Regions from separate parts of the Mus musculus genome. Here region 2 is linked to region 1. Evidence: chromatin loops called from intact Hi-C (ENCODE). Cell type or tissue: gastrocnemius. All regions are shown on one strand. Links, peaks and the distances in the headings refer to the core of each region. The heading gives the core; the rest is flanking DNA.

Region 1 (15,412 bases), core at 3,182-11,181:
AAATTTGTCAGTGTTAGCAAGGAAAAAGATATCAAATAGGAAATCCTCGGGGAGTTTCAATCCTGTGAGTGCCATTTCCTTTCTGAGCTCCACATAACATAATCAGTAGCTGATGTCTAAAAAGCAATCTTCCAGTGGGATGTCTGCTATTCTAGCGAGCAGAGTCCAGCAATGAATTGCAGACTCATTAGTCAACTTCTCTACCATTTGTTTTTTCATGAGTACCTTGATAGTTATGAATTTTAAGCCAAAAGAAAATGTGAAGAGACAGCTAAACTTCAGCCAATAGAAGGAGATGACTGACAGACAGAATGATTTCGATGGCTTATTTAGACCAACTTAGTCTTATACAATTTTCATACATATAATTGATATTATCATGATGTCTGGGAGCAGCTCCTCATTTGTGGTGAGCCCTAACTGCCACTCTAGAAACTGACATTCATGGTAGTGAGTGAATCTTGAATTAAAATAAGTTTTGATATCTTTCTATCATACAATACCTTAGCTATAATAACCTGCTTAAACTACAGCCATCTTTAAAGGAATTTGGCTATTAGTATATATATACACATATATGCCTATTTAAATATATGTCCAAATAGTTTCACATTATTAAATCATAGAATGTATAATGAATATCCCTTACTTAATTATAAATGAATTATGGTATTTTTACTCTATATAAAGGTAAATATCATACACATCAAAACTGTATGTGATACTTTTACCAGAGCTAATCAAAGATGCTTCATAATAGAAATGTATTCAACAGTTGAAAAGGACAGTTCTTCAAAGTATGTCACTATAAAAAGGGAAACAAAAGACCTGAAACAAAACCTGACAGAATATGAAGGAGAAACACACAGATACATAGTTTAAGAGTCCATCTGCTTCTGCTAGCAATTGAAAAACAAATAGATAGAAAATAAATAAGTATACAAAAACATTATTAACCATCTAGATCTACTTGTGTTTCCTCATATACCTTGTGCAATAAAAGCAGAATATACATTATTTTCAATATAGACCAAATTCTGTTATAAAATGTTTAAATAAATTTTGCATAACTGTGAGCACACAATATGTGTTCTTTCAGGAAGTTAAGTCAGAAATCTACACAAATTTTTTAAATGCAAATATTGATGAATCACCAATATAGAGGTAAAATGAAGATAGCTAAGCAAATAAGAAAAAAAACTGACTGAATAAATGCATGTTAACAAAGTCTGTGGTAGACATTTGAGAAAAAGCTATAGCATGAATAAATATACTAGAAGAAAGAACTAAATTCCATTAGGTGAGCTTCTATGGAAGGAATTTTCCAACAGAAAAACATATTGAACAACAGGAAAAATTAATTCATAGTAAATTTTAGTGGATAGATTAATGATTATTTAACAGAAAATGAAAAAATTTTTAAATTCTGCATATTTAAAGAGATAGCTAAAATCTGTTTAGTAATCAACTAAGACATAATATGTGTACATGGTGCTGATCTCAGGAATGAAGTAGAGAACATTACTACAGACCCTACAGACTAAGAAAAGATAAAATGAAATATGATAAATAACTTTTATTTTTAAGACTATATTTCATTTTAAAAAAGAAATAATATTTAAACTATTTACCACAATAATTGGACTTTATATAATTCAATATGGAAACATTATCTGAAGTACAGAAACATTTTCTTAAACATTTAAAGAGAGCTGATTCATTTTATCAAGTCACAGAGCACTAATTTCCGGAAATAATATATAATAGAATACCTCTGGGGAGAAGACAGAACTTTTTACAACGCTTTGCCTAGTATACTAGGCTCTCTCCTTGAACACAGGTATTCACCTCTTTCCACAAAAATCCTTACTGATTCTAATATTTTTGATGTGGACAAGAAAGAGTCAACATAAATAAAGCAAGGAAATCTAAATCTGTGTATCTTATTGGCTTTTAAGGCATCAATAATCAGGCCAAATAGCACTGGCAGGACATTTCTATTTGTTTCAAAGATATTCAGAATACAAGAAGAATTGTAAAACTTACAAAGTATCTAATAGAAGTCTCCATTTAATAATATAAAAGATTCAGCTAGCAGGAATGTAACTAATTTATATCATCTGACATACATTCCAGGTAGGGCTGATAGCCATCTCCTTGACCTGCACTAGATCAACACAGAAAGCCAGCCAGTAAATCACAGTTCTCCAAATGTTATCACTCCATCAATCCACTGCAAGAAGGGACGGAATGTGGATGCTGAAGGTAGTTCTTTTTCACACACCTTTACGTTGACACCAGTGTTTACTTGGAATTCAAGTATGACAAGTCTGAACGGCTTTTAATAATGTTTTATACAAGAAGAGACAGACAGGAGACCCAGGTTCAGGGAGGGAGAAGATTAGAAGACAAAAGAGGGAGCAGACAAGGTACTAAAGAGGGCTTGCAGACATAAGACAGGTGAAACAACGAACCTCTGTCTGATGCAATATTAGCTCCCTCAGATTCCTTCAAATTCCAGATTTTAGGTTCAAAAAATAGTGCCATAGATTTGAAATATAAAATACGACCTAGATTTGTGTTTAGATAAATATGCAATCATATACCCCACCACCCTGTATATAAAATTTATACCTTAATGTTAAGAACAATGGTCATAATGCTGCATCAGGAGCAGAAGTTCAAAACTAGACTGGGCTACACAATGGGTTTCAAGCCCAGATAGCTACAGTGTTAGACAATGTCTCAAAAAATACCTGAATAAAAAACACTTTGGAGGAAACTTTGTAACTTGTTTTGCATTATTCCAAAATAGTTACTAAAAGTAATGGAACTCTTAAATAATAAGAAATTTATCCATGATAATTAGGTAAATGGTAAACTCTCAAGAATTTGATCTTAAATTAATTATTGAAACTTGTACACTTTAACTATTTTTCTTTAAGTTATTTTTCATAACATATTGATTAATATTTATGACTTTATTTTAGGAATGTTTGAAGTTATCATCTTAAAAGTTAAGAATTTAATTTAGATTATTCTTGTGGGTATATCTTTTCCAATCAGTATTGGAGTTAGAAAGATGGCTCTATGGTATGTAATATTCTATTCTAACTGTTGAGTCCTAATAATTTTGAGATGAACAAGTGTGAGGAACTATTTATTTATAGGTTGATTATTTTGCCATGCCATAGTCTACATAACTCCCACATTAGGGCAACCTATTCTTTGTGGATCTATTTTGATTTAAAACTGTTTAAGCAATAGACATACAATAATATAAAGTCTATAATAACTTACATTCTCTATAGAGTACTAACACTGTTTTCTAAAGACACAACTTTTTCTGGAAAACATAAATTGTACTTGTTTCTTTAAAGACAAATTTGCTGAAGTATCCTAAGTGACTAATCACTTGTTGCATACATTTACACAGAAAGTCTGGGTTAGTGTTAATGTCATAGAAGGGACCAGCCTTAGCTATCTGGTCTACCAGACCATGTCATCTCCTTCCACTGTAAGAAAAATATAGGTAATTATACTTTTCCTTGAGGTTTTCTTTCCTTCTTTCTTTCTTTCTTTCTTTCTTTCTTTCTTTCTCTCTCTCTCTCTTTCTTTCTCTCTTTCTTTCTCTCTTTCATTCTCTCTTTCTTTCTCTCTTTCTTTCTCTTTCTTTCTCTCTTTCTTTCTCTCTTTCTTTTTCTTTCTCTCTTTCTTTCTTTCTTTCTTTCTTTCTCTCTCTCTCTTTCTTTCTTTCTCTCTCTCTCTTTCTTTCTTTCTTTCTTTCTTTCTTTCTTTCTTTCTTATTCTGCATTGATAATGTCAACTTCAGAAACAAAATACAAACAACTGTAAAATGTTTCTGTGATTCAAGAAAAGTAGAAGGATTCCAAAGCAGTTATTGTTGCCCCTGTTCTTCACATCTAAACAGCATGACTATGGTTTCAAGGGGAAATGTCAGGCACAAAGGTTAAAGGTGCAATTAGAAGCTCACACTCAATAAGCTCTAAATATGGCTTCTCTGCTGCTCATGGTGACCTTAGGGGAGCACTTAAGAACTTAAAAAGAAAGGGAAAAAAGGACTGGTAAGTGTCAATCAATGTGCTTTCTGCAATTCCTCTGTGAAGGCCTAAGAGTGCCCTCATCAAAGCAACTAAGCACATGCAATGACAGGGTTTGTGTAAAACTTGGAAACGTAAGCACAAGTGGTCCTGAAGACATTTCTCATCTAGTTCATATTTTATCTGCCAAGTTAATAAGGGTTACATTACTAACCCAACCACCCGTCTAGAATGATGTGAGCAGTTTACATTAACCCCATGTACACATTTAGTAACCACACCCTCAAAGCACCATATGGCTTTTTCTATAAATCACTATTTGAAATTATTACTTTGCTAAGCTTAAGAAAACAAAGTTTTATACAATAATCAGTGCACTGTCCTGAATATTTTTATGTAATTTTCACTTCACTAGAAAAAAAAAAAACCAACCATGGAGAATAGAAAAAAAAAAAAACAAAAACAAAAACAAAAACAAAAACAAAAAAACAAACTTTAGAACAACTCCAGTTTTGAAGCAAATACTTGGAACTTACTGGAGTTACTACAGTGACAAAACTCATGATTCTATTCATGAAATTTGTTGAGAAGGGGCTGCATTCCAGCACAACCAGATGACATAAAAGATGCTACACTTTAAGCTCTTTATTATCTCCCTGGAATATATGTTCAACCCAGATGAAACTTAAGGGGAAAAACGTAAGGTAGCACACACTCCAGGCATTTTCATAAATACTTCCTCCAATGCAATGCTGACCGATAATAAATATCATGGCATTTAAAGAGTAGCCTTGTAATATTTTGAGAGCCAAATAATGTGATTTGATTCTCTTCAGTACGTTAAGCTTTCATCTGAGTAAGAAAGAAAAAAGAAAAAAAAAAAAAACAAGACCTCCAACAATGTTTTTTTGTAAGTGTTATCAAATTTCTTACCATCAAATGTTAAATAAACTCTTGCTTGGGGCTGGGAAGATCCTCGTACACAAATGGAACAAATAAATACTCCAACCAACACACAAATCGCCCGGAATGCCATTTCTTCTGATTTGGGAATTAATATCCAAGGGAAAATACCTTTAGAGGAAAGATAAGAAGAGATCTGTGGAATATTCTTTAACTTTTTGGTAACCAGAGATAACAGCTTTGAGAAACGCAGCTTAAGGTCTGCAGGCAGCAAGCAGTAGGAGGTGCTATGACTTAACTTCTCAAATGGAAACCTTTTGATTTATTTGTGTCTGAAAGTCTTTGCAACTGACAATTCTTTTATCATCCCATAAAAATGATGCTGACATCAAAGCAGAACAAAGCATCAGTGAAAACACTTAATTGATTTCCCCCAACGAATCTCAATACCTCATCTCTCTAGAACCCATTCAATTATACTGACAGAGTATTGAAGATTGAAAATACTCTCCCTAATAAATACAGTAGATTCCACCATCCTATTCATGGGTACCCATTCATTCCATGCTCACTAATTCTTCTGGATTAATTGCCTCTGAAATAGTGTTTCCATACATAAATCTACCTGTGCTCCATCCCTGATTATTAAACCACCCCAATCAGCTATCTGCCAGTGCATGCAGATGACCAGGCAGTGGTTAAGTGATGCAGATGAGGTAACCATGGACTCCTGCCAGATTTAAACCAATGACCTCGTGGTGAGTAATCCACTGGAGCCCCATATCCACCAAGGCATATTTTACATAAATCATCCAGAGAGTGCGCCATCAAAATTTCAAACAATGAATCAAAGAGACAATATTCTTGCTTGAAAATTGTAGCTATAAAATTAATATAAGCTATTAACTAATGTCTAAGTATAAAGGGAGGCCAGGTACTGTTAGAACAAACCTATATGAGCCCCACTGGCCATCAGAAATCCCATCACTTCTCATATAGTGTAATTATACAGTAAAATGACAAGCAGGTCTAGTCTGGAAATGCAACCTTACAGATCTTGTGTTATATGGCTTTTTTAAATTGAAAATACATTATTGATTCTATTCAATAAGGAAGTGAGGTTAAAAATTGAAAAGGCTGTTTCTCTGACACAGAAGGAAAGGACAATTAAACACAGCATGCAATCTCAAAGAAAAATCTAAACTGGTCTCATTGGTAGCACATATGCTGCAAGAGTGCAACATGAAACTCTCTGCCTCTACCACACAGATGGAGGAGACCCTAGAGATGTTTGTGTTGGTAATTTTCAAAAGAAACAGTTTCTTCCTGCTTCCACAACCTCTTCACCCTGTCATCCCTAAATTAACTTAGAAGAAAATTGATTTTTATGGGTGACTTTCCCTTAGAATTTTACCCCTGGGATTTGTTGACTTAGTAGTTAAAACCAGGGGGAAGGGATACTATTAATATGTCCAACCTTAGTCTGTTTATTAACCAAGTTAGAGACATTTGTACATTTTTACATATTGCTATTACCAGTACATAATCCGATATGCCTCCCCTAAAAGAGATATGCTCCATAAATTGCGAAGAACATTGCCTAGATGACATGGGAGATCAGACAGTGCTGATCTATCTATCAGAACACCCTGGTTTCAGTCCGACCTAGTGATGGGCTGTGACTGCCATCCCCCGCCCAAGTCCTTTACAACTTAGTCCCTTTAACTCGCACACTTAAAAGTGATGGCTAGTGCTTGGTCATCTATTATGAGTAAATACGAGAGTATAAATATATTATGTAGCTTCCACCGGTGTTTTTCCCCTTAGAAGGCACTGGAGCAACTTAAAGTCTTGGCAGGTGCCACAGCCTCCAGTCAGGCTCAGCTCCTCCCGGAGCGCTTTCCTCATGAGTCGCGTGGGCTCCTAAGAAAATACTCAGACTTGAGCACACCAAAGGAAAAACAAGTCAGTACACAGACCCAGAAAAGTTCTATTTCAGTAACTGAGTAAGACTGAAAATCTGAGTCCGGCTTACCGAGGTGGGAAAAGATCCAGGAGAAGTCAGCCACTTGCTCCGGGCTTGGATTTCCAGTCCCCTAGGTCCTTTCCCCAGAAGACCTTTAAAGACTTAGTGAGTCCGGAGGGTGGGATTCCTGCCGGCCGGTGCTGAGTTTCTTTGTAGCAGAATCCCGGGCGGCAGAGCCGCGGCACCCGGAGCCCTTCTCCACGTCGCTCAACCCCGCACCGCGGAGTGAATGGCAAGTGGCCGGGCGCCGGGGGCGAGCGCTCGGTGTCCGATTACAGCGACGCGGCGCGCGGCTGAGGCTGCCCGGGCGCACCGCCCAGCCGGCTGCAGCAGCGGCCCCGCGTGGCCCGCCGCATCTGCACGGGCCGCCGCCCCACCCAGGGAGCGCCTGGCCGCGGGTGGCAGCGAGCCTGAGGGCGGAGCACAGGCTGGCCTGGGCGCGGGAAGGCTCTGCTGCAGGCTAGACTCTTCTCCGTAGCGCTGCCTTTGGCAGTGAACAGTCGCTGAGCGCGCTCAGCCAGTTTTGCTATGCGCGCCTCTTGAAAAGCATGCAGGCTTGGCTACGCTGTAAATATCCGAGTGCAAAGCAGTTGTTTTGCCAGAGGAAGATTCCCTGCATCCTTTTAAGGCAAAGAGTTACCGTTTTAAACGGGCACGGATCTTGTCTTCACCCTGAAGCAAAATTTCTAAAGCTAGGGGAGAGTAACGTACGGTAACCCCCTTTCCCAGAAGTGTAATCTGTTGAGTATTGTTTCCTGCCGCGTTTCCCTAACGTCCTGAAATCAGTAATTATGCTGACCTTTCCACACTGAATCATATCCAGCACCTTCCTCTCCGGGACACTCCCAAAACAGAAGTTGTAAGAATTTTCACGTTTTTGTTTTGTTTTCAAGAATGCTGTTTCCAATGGTCCCAACACTTTGAGACTCATAAATCTACACACAGGCGAGTTATTTGCAGCCCTGCTTTCAGGAAAACTCGTTAAGCCGTGCAACTGACTTTGATGTGTGTGTGTGGAAGGGGGTTTCTTCTTCTGACTAGACTGAATTAAATGATTGAACATCAAAAGAAAAGACTTTCACTCCTTGTAAACTGAGCAGAGCTGGCTTAAAAAAAAAAAAATCACTGTTCGCTTCAGCCCAGTAGGTGTCACTGTGTGAGGGACCCTTGAGTGCAATTTATTCCCTGTGTATTTCCTCAGTTGCCTTACAAAATGAAGTAGAATCTTTACATTCTTATCAAAGTTGTCGCGGGAAACACCTCTAAGATTACAAAAGAGAATTCCCGCTCAGTCGGACCCAAGAAGGAGAGTTGCCGGAGTTAGTGATTAGAGGGCAGAATCTTTGTATCTATGTAGACACCGCCTCTGATGTCCAGTAGGTAGGATTGTCTGATTTTTGCCATATATTTGAGATATGTGAAAATCAAGTTAAAGAAGTTCATAATCGTTGCAAGATTCGCCTGCCTGAGATGGTTTGCATTTTAAGGTGGACTATCTCTGCGGTATACAGCTAAGTACATAGTAGACAAGGAACCTAAGTAGATTCCCTCAAAAAAACATGCATGAATGGGCAAGAGATGCTACAAAAGGCTCCACACCACTCATCACTTGAGCAATCCAAATGAAAGCCACAGGGAGATAACACTTCAAAGCTGTTGAATGGTTAATACCACAAAGAAAGAAGAAAAAACTTGCGGACAGTTTGCACAGACTGGGAGATGATACGAATTAGGGCAACTATTGTGGAAAACGGTATGAAGTATCTTTATAAACTAAAGATAAAACTAGCATATAACCCCTCAACCCCCCTCTAAATAATTACCCAAAGTACGGGGGGTCAGAAGATCTATATCTCTGTCTTTTCACGTCCCTTGGTCCAACGTTCATAATAGCCAGTCAGCCTAGGTGTCACTCACAGTCCTCATGAACCAACCAAGAGAATGTGCCTGGATTGGGGACACTATACCATAACTGCCACTGTATATACTTTCCAGACTTACAAAAGAGGAAACGCCTACCTTTTTCACAAACATGAAGAATGCCATGGTTGAGTGGAATAGGCCTAAAGCAAACAGGCAAATGTTCGGTGTCTTTATTTATCTATACAATTAACAGCCACTTTCTCAGAGAAAGAGATTAGAAAGGAGGCTACTACAGGGGATGTGATGGAAACTGAGTCAAACCAGATGAATAGTTTGACTTTGGTTTTAAATTCAATGGCACAGCATGGTGCATATGGATAACTGAATTGCATGCTTTCAATATTGGTAAGAGAATAAGTTTCTACCATTGTCACCTGAAATATTAAATGATAATTAGCAATTGCTCCTTATTAAGTTCAGATGTCATGCCACTACACGTTCCAGCAAATACAACTATCATTTAACTATGCATAATAAAATTAAGTCTACTTTCTTACACAGTGACAAGTTAAACTCAACAAATCAAAAATAATATTTCATGAATTATCTTCCAACTTATATGAGATCATTTTGAGAAAAGGTTATATTTAACAGATGTATTCTTTCAAAAATCAATATAGAAAGGATTAAGCTATCTTTTAGGACACAGATGTAATTAAAATGTGAGCAGCTTCTTGACAGAGGTTTACAAACCACGGGGGCAAATCAGAAACATCTGACTATATTGAAAAGCAATCAGGAATAAACATTATGTGTAGTTAATGTTTTTAAGAAATTAAGGTCACTGTTATGTCTTCCCCAGTTGTTTTCATATGGATGTAAGCAAAAACTGAATCTGTATCTTCAAGTGTACGAAATTCTCAATTGAATTGATAGGAAGATGATTAAACTATCAACTGAAAGCTGTGAAGCTATTTGACACGAATTAATATACAAACTCGGATAAAATAGAATTTTCTCACACACTGCTATGTAAATATCAAGACGATGAAGACAAACCACAAGCTGAATAAGAATCAAAAGTTGACCTAGGAGGGATTTTAACTTAAAACTAGGTACACAAGATCCCAGAGTATCGGTTCTGTGTTTCGTGACTACTCACGCAGCTTTGGAGAGTCTGACGAATAGCTTATATTTAATCACAGCCTGTGAAACTCGCACCAAGTTCCTCTCTACCAAGCCTGAGTGCATAGTTTTCAATGTGTGCCTGGGGTTTAATGGTATTTGCTTAGCCGTGAAACATTTGCAGTTTGGACACACCTCTAAATGAGTCACAGAAATACTGATACCACTAGCCAGGAAAAGTTCAAGCCCAAGGACATAATTGGGGCCCAGGCTTACCTGAACATGAAACAATAGTGTAAAATGTTTACTTATATCAGAGATTTGCTCCAAGCTGCCCAGGAGTCTGGAACGCTTTGACTGTACAGGATCCAGGTGAGATTCATGTGTTTTAGGCTCTTGTCTATGACTCTCTCCCTACAGATGGGAAAAAAAATAACTAATTTTAGAAGCTGTTTGGAGAAAGTGCTCCAAGAGTGGACATGCAGGAGCCACCCCCAAGTGAATCTGGAAGGTGCTAATTCCCTAAAGTTTTCTCATTAAGTTTTCTCATTAAGTTTTCTCGTCTTAGGGAGAACCAGTCCCAGTTTGAAGCACCATCAAGGAGCACCATATTTCTTGGAAGTATGAATGAGACAAACAAGCTCTGAGACCAGGCCAGTGAAACAAACCTGTCCTAGAAATCTGTAAGTGGAATGGCTATCTGATGGGCTTTGAATTTCCTTCATCAAAATCATTCCTGATTTGTTGTGTTTTGTTTTAAATAGGATGAGTGTACCTCCACCTTCTTTCAATTCACTGTCATTTTCTATCCCTGACTGTTGATATTTTCATTTTCTCTTTTTTATTTCTTTTTCTTTTTCAGTTTTCTTTTCTTTTGTTTTTTTTTTTTTCAAGACAGGTTTTTTTTTTTCTTCCTTTACTCCTGCCTGCCCATCTTTTTCTTATGTCAATCTTTCTCTATGACTCTAGGGTTTCAAATTTCAGGATATCAGGCAAAAGGAAGAAGAACAAGAAAAAAAAAACAAGGAGGAGAAAAAGGAAAAGAAATGAAGATGAATTACCATCAATGACAGCAGTTTTCTCTAAAAAAGACTCACTGGGAAGAAACTTTTATTGTTGACATTACAGTTTGAAACAAGGTTTATGTATTGTACTGGCTAGTTTTGTGTCAACACAGCTGGAGTTATCACAGAAAAAGGAGCTTCAGTTGAGGAAATGCCTCCATGACATCCAACTGTAAGGCATTTTCTCAATTAGTGATCAAGGGGAAAGGCCCTTGTGGGTGGGACCATCTCTGGGCTGGTAGTCTTGGGTACTATAAGAGAGCAGGCTGAGCAAGCCAGGGGAAGCAAGCCAGTAAAAGAACATCCCTCCATGGCCTCTGCATCAGCTCCTGCTTCCTGACCTGCTTGAGTTCCAGTCCTGACTTCCTTGGTGATGAACAGCAGTGTGGAAGTGTAAGCTGAATAAACCCTTTCCTCCCCAAATTGCTTCTTGGTCATGATGTTTGTGCAGGAATAGAAACCCTCACTAAGAAATGTATATATATAGAATTTATAGTTTAGAGGCAGTGGAGAGAGATCAATGGCACAATGCTTGTCTAATATGTATGAGGCCTCAGAAAAACCTCCAGCACGGCAAGTAAATAGCTATTAATTAAAATTACCAAGCCTAAATTTCCATTACTTTTTAAACACTGTTAAACATCTCAGATGCAGTTTAGTGTGTGCAGCTGAAGGACCTCGAGAGCTACAGTGTTTATGTTTAAGAGTATTTAGCTTGTAAGGTAGAATGAAAAAAAAAATGACAGTAGAAAGACTGTGTGTGTGTGTGTTGTTCTGCTTTCAAAAAAGTCATATGTGTCTGACAGCAATGGTAAAAGAATGTGCAATCCACACGTTCATCACAGGGTGAAATGTGAACTCTTTGTCTTTACAGTACCTACCAGGCAGAAAGTCCAGTGAGACTGATGTCTGCGTCTCTGGGATTAAGTGGATACAACTGCAGTTACAGGTGTTTCATAGTTCATGAATAATGTTTCTTTTGTACACATGCTCTTGGTCTTAGTCTTTTGTGGAACTGCTATAGCGAAAGCTTTCTCCTCACCCTTTCCCACATCCATTTCCCTGGAGTATCTTCGGGAGGCCTGTGGAAGTGCATCGGGTTGTCAGGTATGAGGAATGTGGCTGAGGCATAGGAACAGCTGGAGAAGGAAGCGCTGAACCGTTAGTTATAGCTAGTTGAGTCCCATCTCTAACCCTTCAACGTGTTCCAAAGCCTTTTCCATGAGATCTTCAGAATTTACTACTTTCCTACTCTTCTTTAACTTTTAATGCTTGACTAGAAAAGAGTATTAAATTGCACAAACAACTTTTGCCCTGGCAGATGCATTCTTATAATGAATGGCATATGACAAACTTGATTGTGTTGTCTAGCAAGGATTTCCACTAGACAGACTGGTGAGAGCGGAAAGCCTGAAGCATTGACTTAGTTTAATGGACCTACTTTTAGTCACAATACTTAACCACCTGAAACTCAGGTGGCCCTCACCAGCTCTATAAACATGTGCAGAGCTCAGCTCCCTTAATCTCAAGAATAAACATTTTAAAAAAAATGGAAGTATAATCCAGCATGCAAAAGAAATCTGGTTCAGAGATTTAAGCAGCCTTCCTCTACCTGGGCCCCAGGTAACAAATTCAGTTGTGCTGTACAAAAACCAGTATGCTTCCTGCCTTCAATACTCATGGTGTCTGTATTTAATAAAGAAGTACAGTAAATAGATTCGAAGCCTTTACTTTCTTTTTAGTTTATTAAGATCTTGAAGGATTTATTTTACTTTGGAAGATTTTATCTTGATGGATCTTGTTTGGGATACTTGTCCTATTGTCTCTCCAACTAGACTAACAAATATAAACAACATATCTTTGCTATGGAAGAACAGGCAGGCTGAGAGAAAAGTCAGTGTCTCATTCTCTTTGGGATTTCTTAGTAATACCTAAAACATACATGGGAAACAGGAAGCTAGAAATGTAAGAAATATGTTTAGAAGGGAAAAGAAAATCAGTCCGATGTTCCCAGGCAAAATACCACACCAGTATGAAAGAATACAAATAATGTCATCATCCATTCAAGTGCATTCATAGTTACATAAATTCAGTGTATTCCTTGCAAACACCTAATTTGTTGCTTTGGAAGATAGGTTTAATTGCAATCAAGAAACCAGCTTCAAACACAGAAGTGGATGCTCACAGTCAGCTATTGGATAAATCACAGGGCCCTCAGTGGAGGAGCTAGAGAAAAGCATCCAAGGAGCTAAAGGGAACTGCAACCCTATAGGTGGAACAACAACATGAACTAACCATTACCCTGGAGCTCCTGTCTCTAGCTGCATATGTATCAAAAGATGGCCTAGTCGGCCATCACTAGAAAGAGAGGCCCATTGGTCATGCAAACTTTATATGCCCCAGTACAGGGGAATGCCAGGTCCAAAAAGTGGGAGTGGGTAGGTAGGGGAGTGGGGGGGAGGGTATGGGGGACTTTTGGGATAACATTGGAAATGTAAATGAGGAAAAAACCTAATAAAAATATTAAAAAAAAAAAAAAGAAACCAGCTTCATGGTCCATGCAAGCCTAAGTTCATCACTGTCAGGGCTACGCTGATTTAAAACCATAAGTCAGAATGGACCCAGTCTGAAAATTGTCAGCTGGGTTGCCTAGAACTCTTGTGTTCATAGATTGAAAGGTGGTTGTCCACCTCAGTTGCACAGTTCACATAGCCCTTCCCAGTGTTCTGCCACCTCTAACTCAGTCTTTTACTGTCACCTTTCAATTCCAGATAAATGTACTTGGTGAAGTGTGTTTCATTTCAGTTTTTGACCATCCCATGACTCCTCCCAGGTCTGTGACTACACATGTGCTTTTCTCTACCCTCAAACCACCTTCAGGCAAACCGGCTCACCTCAAGCGTGGATCTCTCTGCAGTCCTTTCTTCAACCCTCAGCAAAACACATCACGTAGTGTTAGTTATAATATAGTAACATATCAGTTCCGATATATCTCAAGTATGTTTGACATTTATTTCTAATTCTTAACCTACTAATTATGTATTTGGGGAGTTGTTTGACATCAAGTTTTGTTTGAAAATATGAATTAAAACTATTGTTAGGTTTATAGGTTAATTAAATACAATAATGTGCTAACAGTTTCTGTTTTCTGTCTTACTACTATAACATTAGTTCTTCCATGTTCTTTAATGTTACCATGATGTGAGGCATCATTTTTGAGTTCTTGGGCATTTTATAGCTAGCAACAGAGTGAATTTTGGGCACACATCACCTCTTGGTAGCTGGCTGCTAAATTCAACTAAACATTTGTTTAAAGAATGTTTTGTGGACTTTTGAAACCTAAATCAAATATTTTGTTGTCTTTTATAGTAGGGCAATTCGACAAATGCAGATTAGGAGAGACATCTTAGGTAATATGTTTTTGAGGGTCACAATTTTGTCACCAAAGGTATTTAGTTGGTATTTCCACCTTTAGAACACACTTGAAGTTTATATTTGTTTTGAACAAACTTCAAGAACTTTTTAATAGCTGGCAATCAATTACTAAAAACACAAATGGTATGAGTTAATTTTTAAATTCTTCGCTGAAATATTTTTAAAGCTAAAATTCTAAAAATATTCTTGATTTCTCAGATTACAATTTTAAAAATATTTTATAAAAATTTATAAAATAAAGAGAAAACTAGTTATCCATTCTAGAAATTGAATATGTTCTTATTTATTCTCATACTTAAGTTTAGTTTGTTTCATTTTAAGTTTATTTTACTAGAATCTTAATAAGATACAATCTTCTAAGGCCTGAAATTTTATTAATTTTATGTTTACATTTAATTGATTAAATTATAAAGGTCACTCATCATTTTATTTCTTTACTTAATTTTTAGATAGATATAGGTTACTCAAAAGAACTCATATAAAAAGTGCAATTATCTAATATATTAATAATCAATGATTTTAAATTGTCCTTTAAAAAGAATTCTTCAATGTGCCTAAAGAACTGTAGAAAGATACATTTAAAATATTTTCATTCTTAATGTAATTCTTTTAGGTCAGGTGTTTGTGTTTAGTTAATGTATACAAAGTAGGAAAGAAGTCATTAGTGCTTATAACTGTGTATAACACTTCTCACCTGTCATTTTGCAAGAGCAAACCCTGATGAGAGTGACTATTCTGTGGCTATAGAGTCAAATACAGTTGGAGTTTTCCTTCAAGGTCTTCTAGAATAAATGCGCGCCTGTAATCCTAGAATTTTACCTTTTAGTTGCTTCATGGGGGTAATATTTTATCTAGAGAACTTCCCTTTTCAAAATCATTTTTTCCTGGCTTTAAAAATCCCAGCCTTCACAGTCTTAATATGCATGTTTATTTGG
Region 2 (15,412 bases), core at 3,878-11,877, 120 kb before region 1:
AACAACCTTGGTTTTGGATTTACAAATAAGGAAGCCCTCATTGCCCTGTAGTCATATCCAGACCCACCTTAACTTCCCCTTGTTGACCTTTCCCTATGGTTTGGTTTCCTTTATATACTAATGAAATGGTTATTCCCTCCTCAATGAGACTATAAGAAGATAGTGTAATGTGGGAACTAGCATGCAACAAGTACATGCAAATATAACGATCTTGTCCACTGCATCTTCCTGCCTGCCCCGCTCTTTTCGGAAGGTCACTATAAGATCACTTCTTTTGATTCTACACTTATTTAATCATAAATCTTCACTCTTATTAGGAAATACTCTTTCTTACTCATCCATGGAATTCTCGGTTACATCTTTACAATTATAACTCCTCATTGGGTCTCAGCACTGTCAGGGATTCATCTAACACATACTTGGCTAATGAGTCTCCTATCTCTCTCTGTAGCACAGCACTCTCTGCTGAAGTGCATCTGTAGTAACACCTTCTTTGACTTATCCATCTGGATAGTCCACCAAAACCTCAAACCACTGTGAGGGAGAAATCAGCTTTATTTTAATACTGTTTCCGAAGACACCACAATCTTAAATAAGCCATTTCGTTAACCAAATTCTCTGTTTATAGAGTTTTAAAAGGGAAGAGTTTCAATTAGTTAACTCAGTGTTAACTATTAGCAAAGCCACAGTGTGTATGTGTGTGTGTGTGTGTGTGTGTGTGTGTGTGTGTGCATGTGATGACAATGAATTTGCCATCATTTAATCTCTTCCTCTGCATATTTTTTAATTTATATAATCCCTTTCTATCTCCAAATTCCAGGTTCTATTTTATATAGGCACCCTTTCATACCTTTGCTATACAAAAAGCTATCTTTCCTCTTGGCTATTTTAATGTACTTCCTGCATTAGTATTATGGGGTGGATGGAATGGCTGAGTGGGAGATGGTCACTGCTCAACTGAGTCGGGATCCTTGTGGTGGAGTGGCAAGCAACTCCCAAGTATCTCTCTTCTGATTTCCACATACATGCTACATCATGAAAGCACATGCATGCATGTTTGCAAAATATACATTAAAACCTAACATGAAAATGCTTTAAATAGATTATAAGTGTGGCTGGCATATTTAAAGTAAATACCCTATAAGTCACCCCTTTGTTCAAGTCATGGAGGAGCACGTGACTTTGTCTGTAGGCAATAGCAAAATGCTACCTGATAGAACCTCAGTTTCATGACTGTGTGCATTGTATGGTTCTCAGTCTTAACAGACTGACGAAGTGACCCTGTCTACCCTAAAGTAGCCAATGAAGCATTTTGATTACAAGGCGTTGTAGTTTGTTATTGTGCTGTATCTCAGAAATTTAAAAAGAAGCTTAAATTGAAATATGATATTATCTTTATGCATTAGTCAGTGCTGGCTTTCCTTTCAGAGTCTGAAAACAGAATATTTGTTTAATCATTATTGTAAAGTTGTTTATATTTAATGAAATAAGCTAGAATTCAAAAGCTGATTGAATTAGTTTTTAATCGCTACATAAACAATTATTAGCAATTTAGTGTTTTTGAATAGCACACATTGCTCCTCTTAGTATTATGGTGACTAGAAATTCAACATGGATATCAGTATGCCAAAATAAATATTTTCAGCCTTATACTCTGGATTTTCTAAGGAGAACTGGTTTCCTGTGTTTTACAATTGTTTAGAGACTTCTATATTCCTCCATACATGATTGCTCTCTTCCATCTCCTGGGACATCAGTGTTACATTTTTGACATAGCTTCCTATGCCTTCCATCTTTTTTTTTACTATAGCCAAGGGCAATTCTTTCTTTCTTTCTTTCTTTCTTTCTTTCTTTCTTTCTTTCTTTCTTTCTTTCTTTCTTTCTTTCTTTCTTTCCTTCTTAGAGACACAAGTTTGTGTTGAGCACACTCACACTGTTTGCAAAAATGCCCCCCTTCTCAAGGTCAGAAACATTAAACACACCTGGGAAACCCTTTGCTAATTAAGTGCCATCATCTCCAGTTTGACCTTTGAGGAAGAGATATTTGGGTGTTCAATATTCTGCAACTGCATGAGTGGGAAAGAAAACTAAGCATGCAGATTTGAAAAGTAAAACATACAATTTTAGTCTCATACACTTAGCTCAGAAATTCTGTGTTAAAACATTTCTATTTTTTTTATGTCCACTGCATTATAAAAGCATTCCCTCCACTTTTCTAAAATTTAAACATTCCCAAGAGCAATCATTTTGTTTTTGCCAGACGTGATTCCCACACAAACACCCACTACAGACATGACAGACAACTACAGGCCTATGGGAAATCATAGGAGGTCCAGGTTGCTGGGCATTTCTTCTAGGACAAGGACTTTGAGGCTTGTCCCCAGGAAGCTGGCAGTACTGCAAGAAGAAAAACCTATCATGGTGATTTATGCCTGACACACAGACAACAGACTTCATAAATCAGCACTGATGCTCCTACGTGAGCAGGACTAAACAGAGGCAACCATGATGAGGTTTGACTCTAGTTGTCCTCAAACCAGCTAGAAAATACCAGTGATTAAGTAGAAAACAGAGCAAATCACTCCATCTCTTGCTGAGAGCTCTATGCTCTTGCATACTCAGAACCCCTTCAAATACATCAACCCATTTACAAAATCCATTCAAGTGAAGCAAAAAGAAACTTGGCAGGCTTTCCTATGTGTTTGGTCAAACGTTTGAAACATTTTGGATACAGGTATAATCTCAAATAAATGTAGCGATATTCCAAAAACTCAGGTGAAGTTCTACGTTTCCCCATCAAAAAAGTGTATACCTTCATGTCAAAATGGAATATAGCAGACAAGAATGTATTAAATTTACAGATTAAATTTTAGCAGTTAATTTACACACAAAAATCCAGTCAGTTTCATTGAAAAGTGTGCCTTTGTCTTTTCTCTCTCACCTTGTTAGGTATATCTGGCTCACATGTAGGAGCTGGTGACAACAGTTAGATGAGGTTAAGTGTGTGATATTGTTCACACAAAGGAATGCCAAGGCCAGTGTTCTGTCAGTTTATTATCAACATCAATTTGGTAAGTGCAGGTAAAACATGTTTGAAGTCAAATAAGAAAATGAAAATCAAATTAACTTTAGTAAAAGAGAAATGTAAATAGTCTATGCTAAACAAAATAGGAACTTGAAGGTAAATGTCTAGAATGTGAAATTAGTCACCAGGTATTTGTATTCTGAATCTGTTGCAGCCAACACAGAAATAATTTTACATGACCTAGAATGATGTCTGACCTAATACACAAAACTCATTTTCTCACTCACCAAAGTAATTCCTATAAGGCAGCTACTTTTCCTGATATATCAGTCCAGTAACTTGGTGTTCAATAATAAATATACCAAATCAAGTCACCTGAACCCACAAAGTCTATCTTCAGGTTTGGGTTTTGAGACTAGCCTTTGAGGGCCAAGTTATCTTTCCAGCTCAATGGAGCTTATATTCTTATACTTCCTCAGAGAAAAAATTTGATGGTTAAATAAAATTATTCATGTGCCTGGGAAAAGCAAGCATCATTGTAATAATAAGATATCTCAGAAAGGTTAATATTAATTTATTTACTTTACACAATGGTAATCAGTGCATATTTTAGGCAAGTCTAGATAACCTATGAGACTTTTTCTACCTTACAAAGAACTCATTTCCAAAGAATGGCATAGAGGAAGATATGCTGTGTTTGAAAGAATTATTTTCAGTGATTATAAATATATTTTGGTTTTAGTAAAGTATCATCCCATAGAATAATTTATTATCTTAAATAAATGTCTTGTGTATATATGAGATGAGTGTGCATGTGTGCATGCATATAGACCTTCATGAGCATGTATGAGTGTTTCCAAGTATGCCTTGATTACTCTCTGGAGATCCACTGTGACAAGCAGTAACCCCCTTTGTTATAAAAGCCCACTTATTTTAAAGAGACTTTTTCTCTGCTCCAAAATGACAGAGAAATGTGTACATCATCCTTGGAGTATTTTCATGTGTAGTTCTCAATTGATGGTAGGCTGTTCCCAACTCAAACACATTTCTACAGCTATCAAATTTTACATGAGTATTTTTGAGAGTTCCCTAAAACTCAGCCTTCCTGGCGCAGCAGCTCATTCAGAATGCCATTTCAAGAGCAGTGACTGCCAACACCTCTAGTTATAAAGAAAGCAGTTATTCTGTGGTGTTGCCAAGCAGGCATTTTCAGGCTCTGCTCACACATGTGGCACATACTTCAAGACTTCCTGGAGCCAACATTTCAACTCAGTACTCATCCAGTTAAACGGAAGCTAATAAGAAGCAAGAAATGGTATATTCCATATAGGAGTTGTGGTGGAAGACCACTCACACTGATCCTACCTAAAAATCCCACAATGCTGTTAAATCATCCTAAATCTTTGACACCATTCCCAAGAACACTAACCTTTTCATCAAAGATCGCATCCTGATTCACGTGTAGTGCTAAGAACGGAAACTTGACAGAATGTATCTGAACCTGACCCAGACACTTAAATATTTTCATAACTCCAGAAGCAAAAGGAAAACAGCCTAAAATTTCTTGACTATGTAATAAAGTCTGCTCTGGGTCAGTGGTCTGGATGCTAGTGGTAGATGGAAAAGTTAAAGGAAAATTATTAATCCCATGATAGCATTTACCAACCTTCCTAAAGACTAAGATTTTTTAAAAAGGAAATTGAATATTAAGGAATAAAACAAATAGTTGATTTTACTTACACACACACACACACACACACACACACACTTTCTTAAAAGTTATTAGCCAGAACTTTTAGAAAATAATTAAATACACTCAACTTAAAACTTTACTAAAGTAGCATGTGGTAAATATAACTTACCACAAAATAAATTTTATTTGGGAAAACATGAATATCTATACAGTCTCCACGGATTAGAAAATACTTTTTTAAAGATTAATTTTATGAAATTCTATGTTTATCAACCCAAATAAGGGAAGGTATTTTTTTTCTATAAAAGACCAACGAATCTCTATAGGCTTTGCTGCCTGTAACCCATCTCCAACCCTGCTGATTCTCTTCTCTTATCCTCTCTGTCACTCTTGTTTCTCCTTTTATTTAATTATTTTCTTCTGACCTCATGACACACAAAGAAAAATTTTATTTATTTTTTTGTATGTTGGGTCATGAGCCATAGTCTGATAATTTAGTCTGATGATGAAGTTTAATTATCAGCATCCAAGACTCAGCTAAATTCTATAACGACAATGAGTTAAATAATAATCAGGGTTTGAGCCTACACAGCTAAATTGGAGGTTCTGTGAGCTACAGTGTCATTCATAATACTCAAAGTGGGTACACTTACATAATTACATACTATCCTATTAGAATACCAATGACCTTTCACGTTAGTTTTCTCTATGGAAACTCTCTTGATAACAGACACTTGCATTGAATCCTCCTGAAGGTCTCAAGATAGCAGAGTGTAAGTGAAACCATGATAATGGCTTTCCTTATTGTCACCATAATCACTGCACCATATTCATTTATGACAATGGAAATACTCTCCTGTACTTAAAAAAAATTGGCAACATCCAAAGAACTTGACTTCCCCCTACTTACATACAGATTTAGTTACACTTAAGACAATGATTAGATAGTTTTATCAAAAGCCACTTCAGAAAAGATTAACTGATGATCTACACAAAGAAATATTTTTAAAAGAAACGTCATTTCATATCAGTGTACTATTTATCCCAGCTTCATAAATGCTGAAACATTTGTCCAAAAATTACAGTGTTCTCTGGTTGGTCAACATAAATAATGGTCAGTGGTTAAGACAGTGGCCATCTTTCCAGAACGGTGCTGTGGGCAGAGGCCTTGCCGCAACATGCACTCTCCTACTTGGACAGAGTTCTCAAGACACTCCTGAGGCTTTGTAAGCAATCATTAGGGAAGTCTCCACTACAATTAAAAGCATATGCCCAAACACAGATTCTGAAATGGCACACATGTTTAAATACACACATAAAAAGTCTTTGACTTATGTGGGGAGAAAAGCCGAAGCATCCTTGCAGAATGCTTCTTGCTCTCTTCTATTTAAATAAACATTGCTGAACAGTTTTAAAAGACTTGAACATTCCACCCATGAAATCTACATTTATTATGTAGATTTTCACAAGAAAGCAATCCTAGGATGACATCAACAAACACCTCCTAAACAGGTTTCAAAAGAAGCAAACAGACTACAATCATCTAATTAACAGACACTGAGAGAAATGGAACTCCCAAATGGCACTGTCTTTTGAGAAATATATGTTTTTTTTTCATGAAAATTCCACCTTGAATATTTTATCGTTCTAAAGGAAACTCTTTGTATTGATTTAGTAATCATGTATGAGACCATATTCATATATAAATGAATATTGTCTTCTGAGAGCATGCATGAATTCACTTTATTGCCTGGGTAAGAGTGGACATACTCAAATGCCTGTGGTATGCCTATAGAGAAACTATAGGTTACAAAGAAATCAAAGCATGAGAACAATATGCCCTAGAGAATGCAATATGGGAACGCATATCAAGCATTAGTTAGAAAGTCTTGGACGAGTATAAACTGAGTTTGCATCACAGAATTTGAAATCTAAATTCATCCATTCATTTGCCAAGGATTACTGACACACATTTAAAATTTGTTTGCTCATGATACATAATTAAATGTGGTCAAAGAATCTATAAGAATAAGAAGACAGAAAGAACCTCCAGATACACCAATGAACAAGAAGAATGAGGACAAGGATTGTATGTCCCATGGATGAAGTAACAAACAAGGATAGATTCTGAAGTGCAAGGGCAGGGAGGTATTTTAGTGGTCAGAGCATGAGAACATTCAAGAAGTCTGTAGTGAAATAGCATTGGCAGCAGGGTGAATACTCACTAGTGCTTTGTGTGTGGGAAGAAGCTTCCTAAGCCAAAATTGGTGTAGGATGAAATAATAGGATCTAGGGATTGAGATGATAACTGACAGCAAAGGTCCTAGAGATGGCAGGATAGACAAGAGACAAGGACTGATTAGATTAGGAAGGAAGGATTTTATGTGTCAGAAGCCACAGAAGCAAAGCAGAACCAGAATTCTTCCAGATTCTTCTAGGCGTGCCAAAGAATACATTTTAGAAGATTCTCTGTCTCTAGGATTTCAAACAAAAATTATGTGTGAATGGAAGATTTAGATCCAGGGTTTTTGTCATAAGAAGGTATAAAATAAGAACTTCATAAGAAAAAGCAGGCTGAACATTTTATTTAGCCAAGAAAAAGTTACCACATTTTTGAAGTTGGTTGAAATCTTAGCACTACTCCTTCAATTCAGACTACATGTTCCACAACCACCACATTTTACAGTGACTTTCACAGGCATGTTTTATGTCTGTTTCCTTAATTAGAAGACACACTGCATACTTCATGGAGTTGTTTTTACATTCTAGAAAGACAACTGATGAGATCTGTATTGCTGCCTCAAGGGCAGAAAGTGTGTGAGATCCTGCTGCTTGGACAATATAGAGGAACCTCGGAGACTTTGTGTAAATGGAATCAGGCAGCCATGGAATTTGTAATCTTCTCTACCCATCAGGCAAAGACTACTTTCTCCCTTCTAGTGCTTTGCAAACATAGTGTGCATTAGAAACACCAGAAGGGCCTGCTTAAGCACAGATGGCTGGGTTTCCTATCTGCCATTCTTGGCAGAGGGCCTACAGATGTACTTCTAACAAGGTCTGGGTGATATTGATCTTGCTAGTCTGAGGACCACACTGTGAGAACTAATGCTATAAAAAAAAAAAACACTTATAACTCATTGTCCCCAGTAAGGAAAGATTTTGTAAATAAGACTATTTTTGTTGAATTTCTCGTAAAAAAAATTGAAAATTTAGGACACTGGCTCTATTAAAAGAGCAGACATAATATTTTCCAAATGTCTTTAATATTTTCCAAATATCTGTCTATACTTCAAGCAGCTTACCAAGGTTACCGACGAGAATGTCTTGTCTATCATTTTCATTCTGGAAAATGACTCCAAGTCATTATTAAGAAGTCATAGATTCTGCTCCATTCAGAAGGATACTATCATATTTAAAACTCCCTTCTGGCCCCTAATTTAGCCCTCTTTATATTTATTTTTCACTATGATACAGCTAAGGAACTATTTTGGATGCCTTGAGTATATGAAATTCGGTTGTTCATCACAGCCTCATAAGTAACTTACTAACTCCATTTACAGTTGTAGAAAAGGAGTCAGGTAAAGACTAAACGCCTCACTAAAGACCAAACAAAAGGAAACATTGATATCCTTTTTAATTTTAATATTTTGGTCTTACCTTTTCATGTAAATTTATGCATAGTCTTTAACAGTACAACATGAGCTTAAACACCTACCTGTGCCCAGAAACAGAACGTGGTATCTCCCATCAGCAGCGTTGACACGGTCCACAGCAATCTTTGTGTACTTGTAGTCAGTGCCTATGCGGACTATCAGAGGCCTTCTGTGGATGGGGTAGATGGAATTGTACATGAGAGGGTGGTTCCGAATAAAAGTGACAACGTCATCTGGGAAGTCCTTGGTGGTTCTCATATTGGGTGTAAAGGCCCCTCCTGGGCACTGAAAAAAGTAATAATAAAGAAAAGGAATAAATTAATAAAAAGCATCCCTTTGTCATGATAATCATTTCCAAAACACTTAAAAAGTCAACTTGACTTGTTCAAAGTACATTGAAGATCTTCTGAGAAGGACAAGGAGAGTCTTGAGCCTCAAGTTTTCACAGGCAGGAAGCAGTGATGACATTACAAACATAGACAACTGGGAAGGTACCACAGTTCTGTAAGGGGACCCAACAATGGCTTCAGAGGAAGAAGTTTCCACTGTTAGCCAGTACCAAATTTTCAGGTAAAATGGAACTGCTGAAGCTTGAAGTTCGAACACAGTAACCAATAGTATTCAAGTGTTAAGTCCTGTGAGCCAAATTGTCAAATACAATTGTACAATGGACATGTGCCTAAGTGTATTAAACACTTCATAATATATCTTCAGAAATAAAGCTGGCTTTTATGTTTCTCTTGAAATAAATTATCTCTGCTGTAGTTTTTACTTAATATTTAAGGAGGTTCTACAAAACTGCTGTTCTTAGCATCTTGGTAACTGTGATATGCTATAAGGACTATGACCCTCTAGAACATTACACCTCACTCAAAGCTTACAGCAACCCTTAAAATGAACTGTTTACTTCTATCAGGTACATAGGATGAACACTGCTACATTTTAACAGAAGACAGAAATGGAGAAATCTGTCAAATCTTTCCTGCTGATTTAGTTAAGAAAGAGGAGCTACAATGGAAACCAAGCAAGATTTACCATCCTCTGTGTTAAACCTTTGCATTAACTAGTCAATGATGCCAGGGTCTTTGTGTCAACATGACAGACAAACATTCACTCAAATCTGTCAGCAGAATTCAATACAAACCTATTATCATCAGGAAGTTTTAGACCAAGATCAATCAACTCAACCAAAACTTTTTATAGGACACACACACACAGACACATACATATACAAACATACATACACACAATCACACACACTCACACACACACCTTCTGTTTTTAGAGAAAATCAACAGGAACAATGAAAAGATTCGTGAAATAAATAATAAAAGACAGCCTGTCCCTGAATATTCCCATGATCTGGGAATATGTTTTCATTACAAGAAAAAAAATTCAATATTCCTGTTTCTAAATTTCCTAAAATGAAGGCCAAATGTGGACAAAGAATTTAAGTTGAGGTTGTTCCGAGCTGACAGTTGTGTTCCATTCTTCTTCAGAGTATGGGTTCTGCTGTTTTCAGCCCTCATTCTTCACACAAAGTGGAAAAAGGGCAATATGATGCCCACTGAATGAAACTATGGAAAGAACAATGCAAGGGCAATTTCTGCAGCTCCAGACATGCAGAAGACACCACTAATTACAGCTTGCTGTGTTGAGCCACCTTCCTAAGTGTTTGTAGGAACTCTTGCTAGTACACTGTAAAACCTCCACAGTTAACACACATCGCTTGGCAATTTGTACAATTTCCAATTGTTAGTTTGATTTATGATTTCCTTTAATAATTCTTTCTTTTGTTCTTTGAGATTATGCTATAATTACATATTGTATGCCTCTCTTTCCTCCCTGCACACTCTCCCCTATATCCTTTCTTGTTTTCTCTTAAATATTTGGCTCCTTTTCCACTAATTGTTATACACATGTAAGTGATGATTTATTAAATTTTCAGTATCCTATTTAGAACTTTTACTTAAAAATAAAGATCTTATCTGCAACCCTATAGGTGGAACAACATTATGAACTAACCAAGTACCCCGGAGTTCTTGACTCTAGCTGCATATGTATCAAAAGATGGCCTAGTCGGCCATCACTGGAAAGAGAGGCCCATTGGACACGCAAACTGTATATGCCCCAGTACAGGGGAACGCCAGGGCCAAAAAAAATGGGAATGGGTGGGTAGGGAAGTGGGGGGGAGGGTATGGGGGACTTTTGGGATAGCATTGGAAATGTAATTGAGAAAAATATGCCATAAAAAATATTTAAAAAAATAAAGATCTTAATGAAAGCTTTGTTAAGGTTGCTCAAAATCATGCTGGTTAAACAGGTAACAGAAATCAATAGTTTTCAAAAGGTATTTTTATTGTTACATGCATTATGATTGTTATTGATATTGGTAGTGGTGGTGGTGATGTGTGTGTGTGTGTGTGTGTGTGTGTGTGTGTGTGTGTGTATGTGTGTGTGTGTGTGTGTGTGTGTGTGTTGTAAGGATAACTTTGCAGAGTCAGCTCTCTGCTTCTACTTTACATAGGTGCCAGGAATCGAATTCGGGTGATAAAGTTTGCAAGACAAATTTCTTTACCTGCTTAGCCATCTTGCCAGCCCCTAATCAGTGACCTTTACATTTTTATAATCAGTGACTCATCTTCTACTTTTGCTATGGATGCACAATGTACTCCTCCCTTAGAAATAAGACTTTCCCAGTATGACATCATTTTCAAGTTTAGAAAAGAAGTAATTATGGTATGAATCATACATTCCCCTGCTTCATGCCATAAGATTAGCATTCAAGGCAAATTGAGTTGTGAAAATGGTGACAAGATAAAAAGTTGTCTTCCTCCTCTCAAACTCTATCTGAACTGGTGCATTTCCTCAGTGAAATACAGCCAAATATTTAGTGTTTAATAGTATTTGTATCATCTTAAGGTATAGGCAAGTATGCACATTGGGACCTTGAGATATTGTAAGTTATCTTCAAGAAATTTCAGCAGTTCAATTGCACTTGGGAATCTTTTTCAGAGTTGATTGTTGTTCAGGATAATAGATAGGTACCCAGTTTTAACTATCTGATCGGAACTAAGGGTCTGTAAATTAAATTGGGACCATTATTGTACTATGTATTTATCCAACTGCCTGTGGCTGGAGGGATCATAGACTCTAGGGGAAAACCCTACATTGATATTCTCCTAGAGCAATAGAATTTTTAATGGTATTGTAAATCTATATCTTTATATCTTTATATCTATGGATAAGTACAGTTGTCATCCCTCATCAATGAAGGTTTTTTGAGCAGATGAACACTATTGCAGTGACTCATAAATGGTCAAAATGTAAAGAGTAGGTGACTGGAGGATACCCAAACCCAGCTATATCTACAATATAACCCTCCATCTAAGGATAGAATAGCCCCAAGTAGGAAAGGGTAATAGATTTATAAGAGTAAGAGGCTGAAGACACCTGTTTCTAGCTAGTGTTCCCTAAACATGACAGGAAAGCTGATCTTATGAGATCTCAATAATTTGTTTGCATAAACAAGACCTGAATAATGGATACCAGCTGGGAAATTTCACAAGAACTTACCACTAGATGAAGAGGGGTGGGGGTGGAGTCAGACCTGACCCTAATAGGTTAGTCAATCCCATGTAGTCACCTCTAAAGCACATTGCACATATAAGTTTTTGTGTGTGCAACAATGATAATGGAAACAATAATAATTAAAGAAAAGGTCATGGGTTTGAGAGGGTTGGAGTATGGGAGAATTTGCAAGGGGCAAAGGGGTAGAAATGATGCAAATACAAAAAGAAAATGATAGCAGAATCAATAAGCATTATCATAAAACAGCTCCATTCTGTAGGTTAATTTTATCATACAGATTAGCATTAAGTAATTTTAGATAAACTCAAGTATTGTTTTCCCAGTTATTCTATCCTGTTTTGAAGCAGAGGTAAATACCAGTTTCTGAGACATTTTGACTAATGATGAAATGCCAAGGGAGAAACTGAAAACAAGGATTGTCAGTAACATTAACATTGAGCATTGACAGCTGCATGCCTAACTCCTGGGTTACACTCAGGTGGTCATAGCACCCCTGCCGCTAGTCCTCCCATGTTCTGCTCCTCAGCTCTGTGATGGAGGTCCATCAGTTCCAAGGCAGTTCTAGACTACTGCATAGATGAATAAATATTCCTTGACTATTTATTTTTTTCTAAATGTCATTTGATGAGTCCTGTAGTGAACATTAGAACAAGAGATGATGGCTTTACAGATATAAGCACACTAATAAAGAAGAAAAACAGCTTTGTGACAACAAAGTAATGGCTGGAGACATACATAAAATATAAATGACAGATCATGGTTCAGGAACAATTGTCATAAACATGAATGAGTCAGTATTTTTAAAACCAATTTACAGAGGCACTGAGGGCTCAGCAAGTTTACTGCCAAACTCGATGACCTGAGTTCCATTCTACCTACATGGTAGAAGCTGAAAATTGACCCTACCTACCTACCTATTTACCTAAACACACACACACACACACACACACACACACACACACACACACACACACACCTCACTAAAATAAATATAAAAGCAACATTACAGGACGGAGCAGGTAGTATTTATGAGTACACACACATTTAAAAATACTAAAAATTTATAAATTTCATGTGCTAGCAAACAGCTCAACTAGCATGAAACAACAAAGAGGCCATGAATTTGAAAGAGACTGAAGGAGGCTTTGGAGAGAGGAAATGAAAGGAAAGATATAATTTTGAAATTATAATCACAAAAAGAAAGAAAAGAAAACAAATTTAGAATCATGGGTAAATATGACTTCTAGGATCATTGAAGAATCTTGGAGAACAGCAAGCAGGCTGTGCTCTTTAGGGAACTGTCCTTGGAACAATGGAGGATGTGGTTCTGGTACACGTCTAGATGGGAGTTTAGAATGAACACATTGTTAGGTTCTGTTTCGGCTGGATGTACAGGTTACACAGAGTCTACAGAAGCTCTGTCCTCACAGCAACAGGATAATGGAACGCATTAGCTCAGCCGCAGAGAGTCTGAGGGCTTTGGATGCCCTTTGCAACATACCAAAGGTGTCTTGTTTCTTCCACAAACTTGAGATACTTATGGAAAAACATTATGACACAATTGGCAGCCTTCCCAGCACTTAACTTGTGCTTGCTGGTTGGGCTATTTGCTAGCACAGCTACACACCCTGCTTTGAAGGAAACACCTAGAGGGAACACGAGAGTGGGGGTATAAGATTTCTGCCAGTGTCCTTTACTTAAAAACAAAGTTATGTATTTATGAGGTTGACCCAGCAACCTGACTACTGTGTGCAGAAATGAAGAATGACAATCACAGTTGATCCCTCATTGGGAAGACTTCAGAGACAGGAACAGCATTCTTCACCCTAGAGGAAAAGGACTGTTCGAGTTCACTTGGCTAAAGATCTTCTGGCTACAGAAGCAGGAAGCACTGAGCTGAGGCCTCCACTGGCAACTGAGTTAGAAAGCTGACTTCATGCTGTTTTGCTGGGCTCAGGGTGGAGTGACCAGATCTTCAGGGAAGCATACTTCTCTAGGAGGAGTTTTGGGGTCATTCCTCCACCCTGCCCCTTTGATTCCCTAAGGACCACTCATCTGACAATTTCTGGATTTAGAGGAGCTGTTGTGGTCTCAATACCAGATGTAAGAAACCACATTATAGAAACATGTCTTAAGTACTGTCTACTCCCTTTTTGCAGAGTCTTTTCCAGATGTGTGTCACTAATCCCTGGCTCATTCCACACTGTTTTAGAACGGAGGAAAATGCTTATTCTTAAGAGCTTTTTAAAAATGAGACTGTTAGCAGAATTTTCTAATTTAACCTTGGTTTATTTGTGGAGAAGGGTTGATCTCTTCCCACAGTGTACACAATGATTGCTTTTCAACAGTGGTTTTCTGTGTGATGCTCAGAGCCTTGTACACATGTCAATGTGGCTTTTAGGTGCCACAAGGGTAAAGAGCCATAGTGGGAACCCTGGCTAATTTCAAGTTACTGCTTGAATGTCTTCGGTTAATGAAAGGAACAAATCATACAAAATGTCAGTTCGGGGAGAGAAGAAGGACAGCCTCAGAACATTGTTCATGAGAGTCTGAGCCCTCAGTTTAATAAATGTACCTTTTTAAAATTTTTAAATGCTTTATGGGGATTTCACTTAAGTAACAGGAGGGGGTGCATAGAGTTTTATTGAGTTTGCAAGCTCATTGCTCCTGTACTATCTGTTCACGTACTGGAGAAACTACACCAGATCACTATCACCGCTTACTGTCGTGTATTAAAGTATAAACTTAATTAGGTCACAGTCTAATCATTTTACGATTATAATTCATCCTTGAATAAGTTATTATTGAGGCGTCTGGAAATATATAGAGTAATTTGTATGAAATAAAGAGATTTTTACTCCCATGAAATTTTCCCAAACTTTTCTCCTCCTAGGTCAGTTTTGCTTCAGACCTACTATCAGACTTAAAGTACCCTGACATGACTATATCTATTGATAGTTTTTCTTCATTTTAGAAGCAGTTAGTCAGTATTCTGCCCAGGTTATTTTGAGCTGTAAACATCAAGGAGACATTATTTTCAAAGGGAATTAAATCAAGCTAGTTGCTAGACTTGATAATTATAGTACTTTAAGTACAATATTTTTAGGGATCAATAGCAATTCTAATAATTTTCAAAAGTAACCAAAAGTTTCTTCTACACACACACACACACACACACACACACACACACACACCAATGTGTTCAGTCTTAAGTCAAGTCTTTTATTTTTATTTTCAGGAGATAGAGTCTCTTTAAATTTAGTGGATGATTTAAAAAACTTCACAGGATAACTTAAAACATTCAGAAAACAAAGGACTGGACAGTATAAAACTGCCCTTTTGTCCTGTAAAATTAAAGTGAATCAGCACTTTAGAAAGCCTGGTAAGATGCATATCTTAAATATGGATTTTAAGACTTTTATTAAGAACATTCTTGTCCACAGGGAAGAG

What was found. Hi-C counts contacts between places; a loop is a spot of excess contacts. Peaks named below come from ENCODE experiments on the same cell type or tissue, not always from the same donor. Only the 100,000 strongest peaks of a DNase experiment are listed, where the experiment ranks them.
Region 2: a loop joins it to region 1, with 2.1 times the contacts of the local background. A loop is called at or near these places in 2 of 42 quality-filtered maps.

The regions. Positions count from the first base shown.
Region 1 is chr5:17,566,553-17,581,964 of GRCm38, reverse strand. It overlaps Sema3c (sema domain, immunoglobulin domain (Ig), short basic domain, secreted, (semaphorin) 3C), which reads right to left and starts at 7,149. Exons shown (of 18, transcript NM_013657.5): 1 at 7,000-7,149; 2 at 4,995-5,135. The coding sequence starts at 5,097. Gm31555 (a long non-coding RNA gene) reads left to right here and starts at 10,281. Exons shown (of 3, transcript XR_389765.1): 1 at 10,281-10,350; 2 at 10,547-10,661; 3 at 10,948-11,180. In gastrocnemius, for the core only: CTCF peaks have their summits at 5,230, 7,334 and 8,143 (motif pointing right); DNase peaks (open chromatin) are centred at 6,680, 6,818 and 7,326; H3K4me3 peaks cover 3,742 bases; H3K27ac peaks cover 3,678 bases.
Region 2 is chr5:17,687,887-17,703,298 of GRCm38, reverse strand. It overlaps Sema3c (sema domain, immunoglobulin domain (Ig), short basic domain, secreted, (semaphorin) 3C), which reads right to left. Exons shown (of 18, transcript NM_013657.5): 12 at 8,434-8,656. Among named protein-coding and RNA genes, the nearest start is that of Sema3c, 120 kb to the right of the region's middle. In gastrocnemius, for the core only: no CTCF peak of the experiment used is centred there; a DNase peak (open chromatin) is centred at 7,727.